2 separate regions of the Homo sapiens genome follow, and region 1 is linked to region 2. A link is a contact called in ENCODE Hi-C or POLR2A ChIA-PET data. All regions are on one chromosome and are shown on one strand. The core of a region is the stretch at or near the end of the contact, and the rest is flanking DNA. Distances in the headings are between cores, read along the strand shown.

Region 1 (3,471 bases), core at 117-2,616, 590 kb after region 2:
GCAATCTTCCTACCTACCCCACTCTCAATCCCCCCCACCCCAATCCAGGCTCCCGAAGAAGAAAAACAAACAACAACAGAGCAGGCAATTGCACAAGAGCTGCAGAGTGAAGGCGAGGTGGACGGCAACGGCTTCTCGGCTGTGCCCCGTATCTCTTCCCAGAACACTGATGACAAAGCTGGAGACGTTACTCACATGCTGAGCCAGTCAGCCCCTCACCCAGGGCTGGTGCTGAGAAGTCTGACTAGAAACCGGCAGTCAACGCTGACACACTCATTTATAATAAAAGGTGTATATTAAACAAACTAGTCAAATCCTTAAACAAAAAGTAAGGGCAAAATGTGACTGTCATTCTTAATTGTCCATGCAAAATCCTCCCGGTTAAATTCCATGTGTCTCCTGGACTTTGATAAATGTTATTTCTCCTCTCAAGAACATGAACAGAGATACCGCTGTCGAAGTAGCTCTCTTGGAAAGAAACCTGATAAGAAAACCTGCTATGGCAGGTGAGTGAAACCTGTGACGGACACCATTTTGGGGGATGACCAGACTGGAACATAATATTTCACTGAGGCAGAGGGGTCTGTGGTTACTTTCTGCATGCCACATGTCTAGCCCTAAAGAACTGAGGAATGCTCTCGACAGGAAAAACACAGCAGCCAATGCTGCGATACCAAAGCCACAACTCCACGGGGCCCTGGAGCCTCTCAAACTAAGCTGCCAGCTAGGGAGCTAACACTAGCTTTGGATAAAACACAGCTCTGGTACAGTAATTAATTTTTTTCTTAACTAGGATTACATTAATTTTCAAGGACTAATGGAGTCCAGCTGTAATGTGAAGAGTGGCTGCTGATGCACAAAGGCACTTGTGCGTACATTATAAACACACACACACGCGCGCGCACACACACACACAGACCTATAAAAAGGATCTACTATAACAGGATATTTTTAGTTTCTACAATGCTGCACTAAAAATACAGTCCCGGCTGATACATCATGGCAGAACTATTCTCTCTCTGTCCCTTCAGGAACAGTTTAAAACATTTATTTTTGTTTCCTTTTGCGATGGTCAGAGTAGAGAGAGAAAATAGCAACTCATTGATAAGAGGAAACGAGACAGACATGAAAAATTGAAAACTACCTAAAAACTCATGGAGAGGTTTATTTTATTAGTTCTTAATAAATATCTTGCAGATTTCCTCAGGAAATACACCAGATCACATGTAAAATAGTTTGATACTGATGTCAACTGCATCAACATATGAAGTCTATTAGGGTGAAGCCGCAGCAGGGTGATCAGCGTGCTGAAAAACTCCACAGTACTTGTGTGTGTGGGGGGGGATCTCACGGCCTTCCAAATTCTTCGAGAGGTAAAAAAGTCAGCCAAGACGCAGAGAGAGAAAGAGAGAGAAAAAAAGATCCCACATCCTGCTTTCAGCTGCCAGCAATGTGAAGTGCCCAGAGATTAATTCTACGTCTGGCCTGGAAATGCGACTTTAAAGCATGAGGGAGGGGAGTGAGGGTGGGTGGGGGGCGGCGAGGAGGAAAGAGGAAAGAGAAGGGCAGGCTAACCGAGGCTGGCAGCAGGCCACCAACCCCTTCCCAAGCCATGTTTCAATGCAGACAGAAGTAAACCCCTATAGACAGCAGCGCCTCAGCCTGCCAGGGCCTTACACCAGCTGCAGTGCATCTCGCGCTCTCCCTCAGCCCTGAGTGCAGATGTTCCCCGCAGCATCACTTCCGCTACACTTTCTTTTAAAGAAACAGCGCACACATAGAGGTATTTCTGCCTCTTCCCAGTAGGCAGAAATTTTTGGCCTTCAGGGATCTCGGGCAAGGTGGAAACTCAGATGGCAGGTACCACGATGGTAAAGCAGCTACCCCAATCTCCCTTGGAAGGGACCAACCAAGGTATCCAAGGAATGGGGTCAAGAGCATTAGTGAGGTAATAGGAATTTTTTTTACAGATTTGGCTTTCTACTGTCTTCAGAGGGAGAGAGAGAGGTCCCCACAGTTTGGGGCTAAGAAAAGGGGGGGAAAAAGTAGGCTGAAGATTTAAACCGTGATTTCTCAAAGCAGTCTACTGTAACATTACCATCTCAAAGGGATTCTGATGACTTCATCATCATGGAAGTCTTACAGAATTTTTTAAAAATATAATTCTAAGGTATTAACATTTTGCAAGGCACAAATACTTACCTATAAGACATAATTTTTTTAAATCAACAATCTGTTAATTTCTTATTTGCCTAAACTCTTTATACATTTTCAGACCTTAGAAAATCAATCAATCAATCACTGATTAGGCACCTAACTTTTTCAAAATTTCTGGCCCTTTTTTGTGAGAATAAGCATCTAATTTTGGAGTTAGCCTTGAACATTGTTAGGAATTTGCTAAAATATTATATAGTCTCTTGTCCCCATGGAGACATACTCTAGTTGAGGGATTTATGCATTTTATGAAGCTAAAATAATTCCATTTTCAAGATGAGCTAAATATTCCCTAATTGATCTATGAGGTTGTTAGTTCTTCTGGAATGCAGGAAGAGTTAGAAGAATCAGTAATGTCAAAATGTCAAAAAAAAACAAGACAACTGGTATACCCTCAAAACCTAAGTTGCTTCTTTTGAAATTCAAGTTCAAAATAAGAAACAGAATCTTCCTTTATGGGAAGGGGAGAAACACTGGCAATCAGTGGCGAACACATTATGGCAGGAAAGTTTAATTCAACAAACATTTATTAAATGTATTCCATCCACAAGGTACTGGACGTAGAAACAGGTTTGGAAATGGTTAAGTAATTTGCATAACACAGCAAGTAAACAATCAGAATTAGAACCTAGTTTTATCTAATTTCAAATATTTCTTTTTATCATTATAATTTTTAAAAATACATTTACACAATACATTATTACTAAAGTATTGTGATAATTTCAGAAAACTACAAAAATACAGAGAAAAAAGAAAATTTAAAACATGTTTAATTCTACCATCTTAGAGAATCATGGGTAAGTTTTGATGGATATCCATCAGTCTATTAAAATTAATATATGTATAATATATATTATTTTACCAAAATGTGATCAATTGCAAAGTTCATAACCATGAAGCCACACGGTCTTCAGGAAAAGCAGAGATCACATTTTTGGCAGCTGACCACTCCCAACCACCAGAAAACAGAAGAGTCATGGTCCAACTCTAAACTGGGCAGGATTTTTCTATTCCATCTTTACACTTCTCTCTGAACTCTTTAAAGCAAAGAAATTTAAAAATATCTCATTACCCTCTACCATCCTCCTGCACATCACCTAGAGCCCAAGACAGCCAAGTGCACTGGCTCCCCTCAGCCACCTTCCACAGTACTTCCAGAGCCAAAGAATAAACAATGAAAAGGACCGCCGGGCACGGTGGCTCACGCCTGCAATCCTGGCACTTTGGGAGGCCGAGGCGGGCAGATAACAAGGTCAG
Region 2 (3,399 bases), core at 80-2,579:
CAGATCGCTCTGAGCCTCGATGTCTTCGTCCACAAAACAGGGGCAATGACAAGTACCCGGCAGGGCTGGGTGAGGATCAGATGGGCCTTCTGATACCCTAGAGGCACTGGGCAATGCGGTGCTGTGGCTCGCTAGGTCTTCGCCCCCATCCCGCCCCCTCCCAAAGCCCCAGCTCCAGGAGCCCCCCGCAACCCCAGGCGCTTGTCTCACCTGGCTCGGTACACAGGTAGGAGTAAAAGCCCTCTGACTTGAGCATGATGAGCAGCGAGCCCCAGCCCAGGAGGACTGCCGAGAAGAGGAGGTTCTCCAGCACGGCCGTGCAGGCCATCCACCAGCGGCGCCGATGGGCAGTGGCCAGGGTGGGCGCCATGGTGCGGCGCGGCGCGGCTCCGGCTCCGGCTCCGGCTCTGCACCACCTGCGCACAGAACTCGGCGTCAGCGGCCGGCCCTTGCCCAGCCCCTGCGGCCGCCCCCAGCAGCCCCGACCGCTGCCGCAGGGCTCGGGATTGCCACCCCTCCCCGGCCGCGGCGGCCGGTGCGCGCAGCAGAGGAAGCGAACCCCAGCCCTGCCCGGACCTGGGACACCCCGAGCCCGCGGCCGGCTCGTACCGCTGCCCTCCGCTACGACAGAGCCGCCCCGGCCAGGCAGGGAGACGTCTCCCGCAGCTCACTCCGAGGTAAACTGAGGCATGGAGGCAAGAAGGGGCTAACGCATGCTCAGGGCCGTGGAACTAGTCCTGGCCTGCAGCAGGACTGACATCGCCTGGGGCCAGCATGGAACGCAGCGTGAGGTGGGCAGGGGCAGATCCGAGGGCTGCCTCTCCCAGGGACCCTGACAGGTGCCCTCCCGCCCGCGCCCGAGACCCTTCCCCAGAGCTGGTTTCTTCAACCACAAGATCAGCGCCCAGACCTACGGAACGGCCCGCCCCGGCGCGCTCATTGGCCGGACGGCGCAGGAACTGCCGCGCCATTGGCCGCCGTCTAGGTCGCTAGGCGCTGCGGCCACGCGAACCCAGCGTGGGAGACGAGGAGCCGGTTCAAACCGGTGGCGCGAGCCAGCCGCGCGACCCCCATCTCGGGCGTTCCCCCGGCAACTCGCCCGTTTCCATGGCCTCGGACCCCCGCGCCTCCATTCCCCAGCCCGCATCTGTTCGTCATCTCTTCCCTGGCGGCCCCTCATCGCTCCATCTCTCTCCTCGTTCCCACGTTTTCTCCCTACGCCCCTTCGGCGGCCGCTTCTGCCCCCGCGCCCTCGCCCCGGCCGCGATCCCCTCCCTGCTGCAGCTCACCCGGCTCCTCCGGCGTGTGTCGGGCCCGCCCGGCGCCTTTTCTGCCCTCTTTTATTCCAGCCCTTTTATTCCGACCCCAAGAAGAAAACACTGCCGCCCGCTGATTGGCTGAGCGGGGCTGGAAACAGGCGTCGACCAATCAGCAGCCAGCCCCCCGCCCGCCCCGCCGCGAGCAGAAGCCGGTTCCGGCCGGACTCGGAGACAAACAAGAGAGATGGGGGACGGGAGGGGCCTGGGCGCTGCGGGCCGGGCCTCGGCTTTGCAGCCTTCAACCCGAGTCACAGCGCGGCCGGGAATCCCCGGCGACATCGCCCCGCGGCCTCTCCAGCGGCCTGACCCTGCGAGGCTGGGGCTCCGGCTCCGCGTCCCGGCCCCCAGCGGACTCCCCCCAGAAGCCGCCGGGCCACCAGCGCCCCCAGCCGGGCTCTCCCGCGGCCGCCCCGCCGTCCCCAGCTGCCCCCTGCGCGCGGGTCACCACGCCCAGATGCGCCGGCTCCGCACGGTGGTTCCACTCTCGAATCCCCACCCCGCCTCCTCCCCACGCAGCGCCGCCGTCCCCGCCGCCTCGGGCTTTGGGTCCTGGTTCCTCGCTCCCCCGCCCCGGTGGTTCCCGTCCCGGCGTATTCGGGGCCTGGGATCCCGGACCCGGTCCAGCCGTGGCGCCCCCCGCTGATGCACCGACCCCTTCCCCTCTCCCCGGTGGCGTCTGCCCGGTCCCTGGAAGTTGGCCCTTGGAAATCTGCAAGGGGATTTGGGGCTGGTCTGTCCCGTCCTAGGATGGGGTCTCCTGAGCTCCCCCCATCAGACTGACCTTTCTCCGCCCGTGTTCACGCACTGCTCGGTCCTCCGGGGACCCTCCACCCTTGATCGTCATCTGGGTGCTCCCTGCCCGCGCTGGCCACCTTCACCCCGTTCCCCGTCCCTTTCAGGGAAGGTCCCCTCTGCAGGGCGATGCTACGGGCCACGTCCGCCAGCTGGTACAAGCTAGGGAGGGTTCGAGGGGGCTCCGGGTCCCCGTCTGATAAGCCCGGGCTCCGAAAGCTCAGCTCCCCGTCTTCGTCCCCCGGATTCGAGGCACTAACCCGACCCGGGAAGACCCTCTGACTGCCCCAGAATCGCCTTGGTCACCCTGGCTCGCTCCGGGGGGCTGGCTTAGCACCCCAGGGCTGCCGCGCGGTGTCCACGTCTGGAATCCCAGCGGTTTGGGAGGCTAAGGTCGGAGGGCCACTTGGGGACAGGAGTTTGAGACCAGCCTGGGCAGCATGGCGAGAACCATCTCTACCAAAATAAAAACCAAAAATAAAACCCCACCACCACCCCAGGGCTGTGGGAGCCCCAAACGCCTCTTGCTCCACCTGCCCCAGTCCGAGTGTGCCCCCTACTGTCTAGAATCCGCCCGGGCCACCTGGCGAGGGCAACCTCCCCCAGACAACGCTTGGAGCTGTCAGCCTGCTGGGGGGCGGCTCCAGCTGGTAGCCTACCCGGTTCCTCACCCTGTGGAACCCTTCCCACTCCCAAGGTTTCAACTGCCATCTGAAAAATCTCTTTCTTCACCCTTCCCTCCTCTTTGAGCAGCCTGACGGCGCTGCAGGGCTCAAACATGCCTCAAATATCCCCCAGAACTGTCCTCCACATTTTCTCTCAGATAACCATACTACTACTGTCTACTGAAGTTAGATACCAAGAACCCTGTCTTTTTTCTTTTTCTTTTTTTTTTTTTTTTTTTGAGACAGGATCTCAGGCACCCAGACTGCTGGAGTGTGGTGGCATGATCATAGCTCACTGCAGCCTCGACCTCCTGGGCTTAGGTGATCCTCCTGCCTCAGCCTCCCAAGTAGCTGGGACCACAGGTGCATGCTACCACACTTGGCTAATTTTTGTATTTTTTGTACAGATAGGGTCTTGCCCTGTTGCCCAGGCTGGTCTTGAAGTCTTGGGCTCAAGTGATCCTCCCACCTCAGCCTCCCAAAGTGCAGGGATTACAGGCATGACTCACAGTGCCCTGCTGAGAACCATCCTTTCATCAGACATTTGTTAGGCAGTCGCTGTGATTCTGCCTCTCCCTCACCGCATCCCCATCAAACTGATACAGCTGTATCTCCTACATATT

What was found. A loop is a pair of places that touch in the nucleus more often than their neighbours do. ChIA-PET counts read pairs that join two places held with the same protein, here RNA polymerase II (POLR2A). Pooled maps may share reads with other maps.
Region 1: a loop to region 2 is called in a pooled map, with 3 times the contacts of the local background. The contact joins the enhancer-like site here to the promoter of SLC43A2 in region 2. A Hi-C loop is called at or near these places in 1 of 168 maps with a recorded cell type or tissue (vagina) and 1 of 50 pooled maps. POLR2A ChIA-PET finds 5 or more read pairs at or near these places in 2 of 52 experiments (H1 and HEK293).

Annotation. Positions count from the first base shown.
Region 1 is chr17:2,214,330-2,217,800 of GRCh38, forward strand. All of the region lies in intron 10 of SMG6 (SMG6 nonsense mediated mRNA decay factor), which reads right to left. Among named protein-coding and RNA genes, the nearest start is that of SMG6, 88 kb to the right of the region's middle. RefSeq lists enhancers at 1-268, 623-1,471, 1,834-2,043 and a silencer at 1,474-1,523. Within about 2 kb of position 1,367, at least 33 of the 41 ENCODE cell types and tissues checked have a DNase peak (open chromatin) inside an H3K27ac peak, as active enhancers do.
Region 2 is chr17:1,627,505-1,630,903 of GRCh38, forward strand. SLC43A2 (solute carrier family 43 member 2) reads right to left here and starts at 1,330. Exons shown (of 14, transcript NM_152346.3): 1 at 1,290-1,330; 2 at 211-416. The coding sequence starts at 370. RefSeq lists enhancers at 1-40, 41-578.